2 separate regions of the Mus musculus genome follow, and region 2 is linked to region 1. A link is a loop called in an ENCODE intact Hi-C map of the cell type or tissue named here. Cell type or tissue: heart. All regions are shown on one strand. Links, peaks and the distances in the headings refer to the core of each region. The heading gives the core; the rest is flanking DNA. Region 1 holds the start of Pramel4 (PRAME like 4). Region 2 has its middle 23 kb from the start of Oog3.

The links. Peaks named below come from ENCODE experiments on the same cell type or tissue, not always from the same donor. Only the 100,000 strongest peaks of a DNase experiment are listed, where the experiment ranks them.
Region 2: a loop joins it to region 1, with 8 times the contacts of the local background. A loop is called at or near these places in 5 of 42 quality-filtered maps.

What each region holds. Positions count from the first base shown.
Region 1 is chr4:144,054,813-144,060,195 of GRCm38, reverse strand. Pramel4 (PRAME like 4) reads right to left here and starts at 1,071. Exons shown (of 4, transcript NM_001001319.4): 1 at 969-1,071. In heart, for the core only: no CTCF peak of the experiment used is centred there; no DNase peak of the experiment used is centred there.
Region 2 is chr4:144,136,565-144,141,947 of GRCm38, reverse strand. No RefSeq gene overlaps it. Among named protein-coding and RNA genes, the nearest start is that of Oog3, 23 kb to the left of the region's middle. In heart, for the core only: no CTCF peak of the experiment used is centred there; no DNase peak of the experiment used is centred there.

The DNA of each region.
Region 1 (5,383 bases), core at 214-5,213:
GATGAAAATTCCCTGGAACTGGGCATGAGCTGCCATGTGGGTGAAACAAGGTGCTATGCGATTACAACCAGTGCCCTTAACCACTGACATCTCACTTAGCCTCAAAACATGAATAAAGTCTTGTTCTCCTGAAACAAACAAACAAACAAACAAACAAACAAAAAACCTCTGACCTCCAATATAGCCCACCACCCCAAGAGGTAATGGGAAAGAAAGGATAAAAGGGGAAGTGGGCTAGTTTAGAAAGGTTTTTTAGAACAAATCCAATCTGTGTTGAATGGTCAGAAGCAGCAGGTACATCCACTCACAAACACTTCATGGATACACCAACAGTCCAGTCCTTTACAGTCTGGTTAGCAAACACCAAACAGCAGTGGTGGAACTACCTAGCAGAAAGAGCCAGACCTTGGCCTAGGCTGGAATCAGCAAGAGGGACCAAGCAGAATTCATGGAGAATTTCATTGTTGTGCCTCATCAGGGCAGGAATAATTAGCAAATACTTGAGACTCACAGGCATTGCAGAGACAGAACTATAAACAAGCCAAGCTCAGCCTCCATCACTGTCTGGGGAATCCTTTTTAAACTCTTTCCAAACATCATGTGTCCTTCATAGGTCTTGCTTCACCATATTCCCCTGTCTAAATTAACATCACTGCCAAAGAGCCCAAATCCTCAGGAGTGGCAAGAAACTGCTATACAGGACAAGAATTGTTTCCATGCATTTCTCTCTACGGAATCTGGACATATGCAGCCCAACTATGCAATGTAAAGCATGCCAAAACATGCAAGTCATTAGCACAAAATGTTTCATTACTTGTGTTTTCTCATGCTTGCTTTAGCAGAATATCCTGTCTCCTGTGACTGTTTCATGCAAAATTCCTTTAGGAGTCTGTATTAGTCAGGGTTCTCTAGAGTCACAGAACTTATAGCTAGTCTCTATATAGTAAAGGAACTTATTGATGACTTACAGTCTGCAGTCCAATTCACAACGATGTCCCAGTAGTAGCTGTGAATGGAAGTCCAAGGATCTAACAGTCGCTCAGTCCCACAGGGCAAGCAGGCAAAAGACTGAGAGTCTCCCTCCTTCCAATGTCCTTATATGGACTCCAGCAGAAGCTGTAGCCTAGATTAAAGGTATGTGCCACCACACCTTTAATCCCAGATGGCCTTGAATTTGGAGATATCACCGTCCTTATCTTCTGGAATCCATAGCCACTATGCTTCAAGATCTCCATACCAAGATCCAGATCAGAAACTTCTACCTCCCAGCCTCCAGGTTAGGGTCACTGGTGAGCTTTCTAATTTTGGATTGTAGTTCATTCCAAATAGTCAAGTTGACAACCAGGAATAGCCACTACAGAGTCTTTTATACCTGTTCATTTCAACTAAACAATCATTCATGTGTGGCCCCAGCAAAACACCATCCAAACTGCTTTCCAAGGAACAGGTAAGTCTCCACTTCACAGGTAGAAGAAACTCAACTGCATTTAATGCTAATCTGTAGTTGAATTTAGACCTGACAATCCTGAATGTCCCTTTATATCCAGCAACAGGAAAGCAGAGGCCAGATTTTCACTGTGACTATTTATTTCTTTGTCTATCTTGATCTACTCAGTTCGAAATAGCCTAGGTTAAAACTCTGTCTAGAAAACAAAACAACAAACAAACAAAATTATTTCTATCTGTTTCTTAGGTTTCCCAGTGCCTTTATACCTTGGCAATGGCTACTGAAACTTTGCAGATATACAACCTACTCCTAATATACAGACACAGGTGACCACCAACATTGTCCTTAATGACTAATGATGCCATTTCATAAACTCCCTTAGTTGTTCTAGCCAAGGATCATCCAGATGAATGGAGACCTAGGAAAGGCTAGGAAGTTGGAATTTCTTTATTTCTCTGAGGTCCTGTATTGAGGTTTGTTCTGTTGCTGTGTATTGTGATGCATAAAGCTCTGGTTGCCCATCAGATTGAGGAAATCCTCATGTAAGACAAATGATGCTATATAACCTTTCTCCTTAATACAAAACTATAGGCTGAATAAAGATCCCCACAGCAAATAGCGGGAAAGAACAAAGATGTGTGGGACTTTCGCTCCCAGGCTTGGGTTCTGAGGAGAGAAAATGAGGAGAAATGGAGAAATGAAGACACCATGGGGTAAGTGAATCATGAGGACATGAGGGTTGGCCTGTTAAAGTACAAGTAGAGCAGACAGGCCATGTTATCTCTTTGGAATACTTACAGGGATATAGTCACAATAGCATAGAGATTTGATATCTGCCCAGCTCCAGTGCTATTAAGGCTTCTTAGAAATATAAAAGTTTTAGCCGGGCATGGTGGCGTACGCCTTTAATCCCAGCACTCGGGAGGCAGAGGCAGGCGGATTTCTGAGTTCGAGGCCAGCCTGGTCTACAAAGTGAGGTCCAGGACAGCCAGGGCTACACAGAGAAACCCTGTCTCAAAAAAACCAAAAAAAAAAAAAAAAAGAAATATAAAAGTTCTATGTCACGTATTTCAGGATTTGAATGATGAAAAATGGTGTAAAAAATCCCAAATAATTTTTACTACAAAGGTCCTGTTGATTTGCGCACAGGCTATTCATCAAGGAATCCTGAGCTGAAACTTAAAGCTTCCTGGTGTTCCTTTCCCAACCAGATATATTCTCCCAAGCTAGGGTTGGATTGCATATCTTCTCTGAGAAGGAGGGGGCTTTGGAGAGGTTTCATATCCTAGAGGGGAGAATTTTGGCATTAAAACCATTGAGGCCAAGTAGTGGTGGCACAGCCAGGCAGGAGTGATCCATACCTTTAATCTCAGAATTTGGAAGAGGCAGGCAGATCATTGCATTCAAAGGCATCATGCTCCATCCTGCAAGTTTCAGGACAGCCAAGCACATAGAGAAATCTTGTCTGGAAGAACAATATATTATCAAACTAGAGAGAAACTGCCTAAAGAAAAAAAATATATCATGAGTGAGGTAACCCAATAACAAAAGAATACACATGTTATGCCCTCACTGATAAGTGGATGTTATACCAGAAGTTCTGAAAACCCAAGATACAATTCACAGATCACATGAAGCTCAAGAGGAAGGAAGACTACAGTGTGGATACTTCAGTCCTTATTAGAGGGAGGATCAAAATACCCATGGAAAGAGATACAGAGACAATGTTTCAAACAGAAACTGGAGGAAAGGCTGGTCAGTGACTATCCCACTTAGGGATCCATCCCTTATACAGTTTCCAAACCCAGACACTGTTCTGGATGCCAACAAGTGCTTGCAGAAAGAAGCCTGATATAGCTGTCTCCTGAGAGACTCTGACAGTGCCTGACAAATACAGAGGTGAATGCTCACAGACATCCATTGGACTGAGAACAGGATTCCCAATGGAGGAACTAGAGAAAGGACCCAAGGTTCACAAGGGGTTTGTAGCTGATAGGAGGAACAATATGAACAATAATATAAACCAACCAGTACCCACAGAGCTCCCAGGGTCTAAACCACCAACCAGAGAGTACACATGGAGGGACACATGGCTCCAGCCACATGTATAGGAGAGAATGGTATTGTGGAACATCAATGAGAGGAGAGTCCCTTGGACTTCTGAAGGGCAAATGTGTAAGGGAATGCCAGGACAGGGAAGAAGAGTGGGTGGGTTAGTGAGCAGGGGGAGTGGGGATAGGATAAGGGGAGGTTTCAAAGGGGAAATTAGGAAGGGAGATCAAATTTGAAATGTAAATAAAGAATAGATCTAATAGAAATAAATAAGTCTGACTGATAAATTACAAAAAAAGAAAAAATTAAAGTATCTGTGGACTCCAAATAAACGGTGCTCAAGTAGGCAATGTAAGGAAGAGCAACATAAGGATGGCATTACCAAAGAAACCTTCATTATGCATTTTTCCCCCTGCTTCCTTTAGCAGAAGCACTTTTCACTTCTTTCTGCTTCAGCTAAATATTCCTTCACCAGTCTTCCTTAGCCTTTTACGTGTGCCTGCTTTAGTGAAACATTCCTTCTTGTGTTTGCACCAGCAAAACAATATCCTACTCATCTGACCTTCCAAAGAACCTTACGTTTCCACTTCAGTCGGGTGTCTCACAGCAGGCTGAAGATATGAGGCTGTTGTCTTTAGAATTGATCTCAATCTCCTTCCTCATCCTAGTTTATCTACTTCACATCCAGGCTGGTCATGATGCTCTGGCCCTGATGCTCTGGGGCTCTCCTTCACAGGCTTGGCATTTGTCCCTCTCCTCTACAGCCTCTGGAATGCTGAGATTCAAAATGTTCACCATCATGCCTGGCTCCTTTTCTTAAAAGCAAATATTTGAGCCAAGATGCTCTTCCTGAAGCACTGTGAATGGCCCAAGACAGTGAAATCATGGGTGTTCTGGATAGGTCCGTTAACAGGGAGGAACACTGTCCTGGATGATTCAGGAATGAAAGGCTGAGTGCCTATACAAGGTTTATAGGTAGTACAGGTCTGGGCCAGATATATCCAGGTTTGTGAACTTTTATTGAATGAACTGAACCTATGGGCTCACATAGATTTCCAAAATAATGAAAATAATTCAACTTCAAGTACCCATGCCCTTTCAGACTTAATTGGCCCTAAAGTGATTCATGCCTAGATATGCTTACTCAGACACTTGAACAGAAATTGCCTGTAATTAATAATTACGGGGGACAGAGAGATGTAAACTCTTTGTTACTGATGGAAGTATGCTTAGCCCTGTACAAGCTTGGCTTCATGGACATTCTGAGGCTGCAGGTGCATTGTTTGTAGAGGGGGCTTATGCCTTGGATACATACAAAGTTGCTGGGATGCTAACTACATTTATTCAAACAGGAAGTGTGCACAATGCAAACAAATGGGGCATGAGGAAAACTGTTGTTTTCTGTCCTCAAACAACAGCTTCAACCTCTCAATTTTGTCCCTACAGGCAGACAAAGAGATTCAGTCTTAGATTTCTTAGGACCTACAGAGTGTTTCAGATGGGGCCAGCCCAGAAGCTGAGTACAAATCATCTTTCAAGATGTGACCCTTTCAAATGAAGGTGTAAAGAGTACTTAGCCTCATAGGGCATTTTTCCAGAAGTTGTGGAAATTGCCAGCTCGGGGTCTGCCACAGCTATGCTTCACCTGGTTGCAGATACCAGGTGGTAGAATTAATGGGTGTGAGTGATAAAGAAAATTTCATACCCAAGACCCTAGTCAGTGGTGGACCCTCCTGAAGCCCTGCATAACTATGAAACCAGGCCATAGAGAGTGAGTGTGTGCATGCAAGGGATAAAAGAAGTGCATGAAACAATATGTGGAACCCCTTAGTTGTAATTGACTGAATTTAGCTTAAAAACTCTCATCTTGCTCTGCAAAATTCT
Region 2 (5,383 bases), core at 200-5,199, 82 kb before region 1:
AGGACATGACCCCTTAGTTACGTAGAATTCCCTTGGCAGAACCCCTTGTCCCTTGGCAGAACCCCTTAGTTATGCAAACTTGTACTTTCCCTGCCCCGCTTTCCCCCCTTGAGTTTTTCCTATATAAGCCTGTGAAAAATTTGGCTCGAGGTCGATTCTCCTCTACACCATACTAGGTGCATGAGTTTCGACCCCAGAGCTCTGGTCTATGTGCTTTCTTGCTGTTGCTTTATTAAATCTTGCCTTCAACATTTTGAGTTCGGTCTCGGTGTCTTCTTGGGTCCGCGGCTGTCCCGAGGCTTGAGAGAGGGTCTCCCTTCGGGGGTCTTTCAACATCATGCTCCATCCTGCAAGTTTCAAGACAGCCAAGCACACAGAGAAATCTTGTCTGGAAGAACAATACATTATCAAACTAGAGAGAAACTGCCTAAAGAAAAAAATATCCTGAGTGAGGTAGCCCAATCACAAAAGAATACACATGTTATGCCCTCACTGATAAGTGGATATTATACCAGAAGTCTGAAAACCCAAGATACAATTCACAGATCACATGAAGCTCAAGAGGAAGGAAGACTACAGTGTGGATACTTCAGTCCTTGTTAGAGGGAGGATCAAAATACCCATGGAAAGAGATACAGAGACAATGTTTGGAGCAGAAATTGGAGGAAAGGCTGGTCAGTGACTATCCCACCCAGGGATCCATCCCTTATACAGTTACCAAACCCAGACACTGTTGTGGATGCCAACAAGTGCTTGCAGAAAGAAGCCTGATATAGCTGTCTCCTAAGAGACTCTGACAGTGCCTGACAAATACAGAGGTGAATGCTCACAGACATCCATTGGACTGAGAACAGGATTCCCAATGGAGGAACTAGAGAAAGGACCCAAGGTTCGCAAGGGGTTTGTAGCTGATAGGAGGAACAATATGAACAATAATATAAACCAACCAGTACCCACAGAGCTCCCAGGGTCTAAACCACCAACCAGAGAGTACACATGGAGGGACACATGGCTCCAGCCACATGTATAGGAGAGAATGGTATTGTGGCACATCAATGAGAGGAGAGTCCCTTGGACTTCTGAAGGGCAAATGTGTAAGGGAATGCCAGGACAGGGAAGAAGAGCGGGTGGGTTAGTGAGCAGGGGGAGTGGGGATGGGATATGGGGAGGTTTCAAAGGGGAAATTAGGAAGGGAGATCAAATTTGAAATGTAAATAAAGAATAGATCTAATAGAATAAATAAGTCTGACTGATAAATTACAAAAGAAAAAAGAAAAAAAATTAAACTCTCTGTGGACTCCAAATAAACGATGCTTAAGTAGGCAATGTAAGGCAGAGCAACATAAGGATGGCATTAGCAAAGAAAATTTCATTGTGTATTTTTCCCCCTACTTACTTTAGCAGAAGCACTTTTCACCTCTGCCTGCTTTAGCTAAATATTCCTTCACCAATTTTCCTTAGCCTTTTACGTGTGCCTGCTTTAGTGAATCATTCCTTCTTGTGTTTGCACCAGCAAAACAATGTCCCACACATCTGACCTTCCAAAGAACCTTACGTTTCCACTTCAGTGGGGGTGTCTCACAGCAGGCTGAAGAGATTAGGCTGTTGTCTTTAGAATTGATCTCAATCACCTTCCTCAACTTAGTTTATCTACTTCACATCCAGGCTGGTCATGATGCTCTGGCCCTGATGCTCTGGGGCTGTCCTTCACAGGCTTTGCATTTATATCTCTCCTCTACAGCCTCTGGAATGCTGAGATTCAAAATGTGCACCACCATGCCTGGCTCCTTTTCTTAAAAGTGAATTATTTGAGCCAGAATGCTCTTCCTGAAGCACTGTGAATGGCCCAAGACAGTGAAATCATGGGTGTTCTGGATAGGTCCCTTAACAGGGAGGAAGACTGTCCTGGATGATTCAGGACTGAAAGCTGAGTGGCTATGCAAGGATTATAGGTAGTTCGGGTCTGGGCCAGATATGTCCAGGTTTGTGAACTTTTATTGAATGAACTGAACCTATGGGCTCACATAGATTTCCAAAATAATGAAAATAATTCGACTTCAAGTACCCATGCCCGTTCAGACTGAATTGGCCCTAAAGTGATTCATGCCTAGATATGCTTACTCAGACACTTGAACAGAAATTGCCTATAATTAATAATTACTGGGGACAGAGAGATGTAAACTCTTTGTGAGAGATGGAAGTATGTGTAGCCCTGTATAAGCTTGGCTTCATGGACATTCTGAGGCTGCAGGTGCATTGTTTGTAGAGGGGGACTTATGCCTTGGACACATACAAAGTTGCTGGGATGCTAACTACATTTATTCAAACAGGAAGTGTGCACAATGCAAACAAATGGGGCATGAGGAAAACTGTTGTCTATGTTTTTCTGCCCCCAAAGAACAGCTTCAACTTCACATTATTGTCCCTGCAGGCAAACAAAGGGATGCAGTCTTAGATTTCTTAGAAGCTACAGAATGTTTCAGATGGGACCAGCCCAGAAGCTGAGTACAAATCTTCTTTCAAGATGTGACCCTTTCAAATGAAGGTGTAAAGAGCACTTAGCCTCATAGGGCATTTTTCCAGAAGCTGTGGAAATTGCCAGCTCAGGGTCTGCCCCAGGTTTGCTTCACCTGGTTGCAGATACCAGGTGGTAGAATTAATGGGTGTGAGTGATAAAGAAAACTTCATGCCCAATGCCCTAGTCAGCTGTGGCAATGCAATGGACCATCCTGAAGCCCTGCATAACTATGAAACCAGGCCATAGAGAGTGGGTGTGTGCATGCAAGTGATAAAAGAAGTGCATGAAACAATATGTGGAACCCCTTAATTGTAATTGACTGAATTTAGCTTAAAAACTCTGGTCTGACACTGCAAAATTCTCACCTCCCGAGGGCCCAGCAGAGAATCTTCCAGTCAAGAACCAAATCTGTGTGGACCCCACACAGACACAGACATGCACTGCTTAGACAACAAAGCCTGCACTGCACAGCTCACCTCCAGAGGACCCAGAGCAAGGAACATCAAGTTGCATCTTACTTGGGTTCCACAGGGAGCTAAGGATATGCCTGCCAGACTGAAATGGTTAGTGCAAAAGTGTTTGTATGAATGAACAAATGCAGGCCCTTGGTAACATTTATTTGCTCTTTGCCATTTAGGAATAAATAAAAGTACTACAACCTTTTCTACCAGGTTTTGAGGAATTTGTTTCAGCCATGCTTTATGGCCAAAAATGCTTCTGGGTGATGGTAACATTGCATAATAATTTGGGAACAGAAATGGGGTGTGTCCTTGTGCAAATATGCAAGTCTAGAAAGCCTGTAGCCCAAGAATTTATCTTGAAGCTTCACAAGAAGATGTTAAAATAATGTATTTAGTGTGAAATGCATCTGCCAAGCAAAGGCTATATGTAGAACACACATATTCACATGTGTGCTTTGTATATAGATGGAAGAACAGACAAATGAAATCGCATATCCTTACCAACTGTCCTACTGAGGGCACAATGTCGCCATTAAGCTCTTTGTAACAGTTCATCCCTATCTTTCTCTAACCAGTTATAGAAATGATCATGAAGAATCAAGATTTGGTTGAGAGTTAATAATCCTCCACGTATGAAAGATTGGTTTAACATTGGATTATGGAATGTTAGCCAGCCAGGCTTAGTAGCCCATATATGTAAGTTCTCACTTCTCCATGCAAGGCTGGAGGAGTTTATAGAATCCAAAGCCAAATATAAACCAAGGAACTGAGTCTTACAAAAAGGAAAGAAAGAAAGGGAGAGAGAGAGTGAGACAGAGAGAAAGGAAGGAAGAAAGAAAGAAGGAAGGAAGGAAGGAAGGAAGGAAGGAAGGAAGGAAGGAAAGGAGAGAGAGAGAGAGAGAGAGAGAGAGAGAGAGAGAGAGAGAGAGAGAGAGAGAGAGAGAAAGAAAGAAAGAAAGAAAGAAAGAAAGAAAGAAAGAAAGAAAGAAAGAAAGAAAGAAAGGAGGAAAGAAGTGGAGTTAGGATATATCTCAGTGCTACAGCTTCAAGGTCCATCCTCCCTCTAAAAAAAAAAATAATGTAGCCAGGCGTGTTGGCACACGCATTTAATCCCAGCTCTCAGGAGGCAGAGGCAGGCATATTTCTGAGTTCAAGGCCAGCCTGGTCTACAAAGTGAATTCCAGGACAGCCAGGGCTATACAGAGAAACCCTGTCTCAAAAAAACAAAAAACAAAAAATAAAACAAAAATAATGTGAGTGCAAAATTGATGGAATGGGGAATCCAAGTCCTTCACAAACCAAGGCAGAAGAATTGCCATGGGAAATAGAGTAAGAATCCACTTAAAATGAACACAACAAGTGGCAGGAGATTTGGCTCAGGAGTTAATAGCACTGAATCCTTTTCCAGAACTCATGAGTTCAATTCCTAGCAATCATATTGTAGCTCACCACCATCAATAATGGGATCACAAGTCCTCGGCTGAAGAGAGCAACAGTGTATTTACATATGAAATAAATAATCAAATCTTTAACACTATATATATCTATATATGCATATAGATATATATATATTCAGCTGATAAAATTGGCCATATTAATAAAGGAGATGAGGTTCTGAAGGTGTGAAGAAGAGCACTTGGCAGTATTTCCTCACCCACTCAGGTTCTTCTCAATTTAAATTTACTTCTCAGTTAGAAGTTCTTCAGAGTATTTTACATTCTTGTATTCCTGAAAAAGACCATCATGATCTGGGTGCTATCAGACCCTCCAAGTCATAAAGCAGGACATGCACAGCAGCAGTCTATTATCAAATGGAAGTGACATATATGTGATTGGGCCAAACAAGTCCTGAAGGCACAAGTATGTTACAAGAAGTAGTTGCTCAAATGCCTATGGTTTCTACTCCTGTTACAGTGCCATCAGCTACCAAGCATGTACCTATAGCCTTATGGGCTGTTCCCTATGATCAGCTGACTGAAGAAGACAAGACTAGGACCTGATTCTCTAATGTCTCTGCACGCTATGCAGTCACCATCCAGAAGTGCACAGCTGCAGCATTACAACTGCTTTCCGGGACAACCCTGAAAGACACAGGTGAAGGAAATTATTTACAGTGGGCAGAAATTCCAGCAGTACACATAGTATTACAGTTTGTTTGGAAGAAGAAATGGGCAAATGTACAATTATTTACTGATTCAGGGGCTATAACCAAAGGATTGGCTGTATAGTCAGGGATTTGGTAAGGTCATGATTGGAAAATTGGTGAGAAAAATATTTGGGGAAGAAGTGTGCACACCTAATGGCAATAGGATGTGAAGATATTTGTGTCCAATGTAAATGATCACAAAAAGGTGAGTTCAGCTCAGGAGGAGGTCAATAATCAAGTGGATAGGATGACCCATTC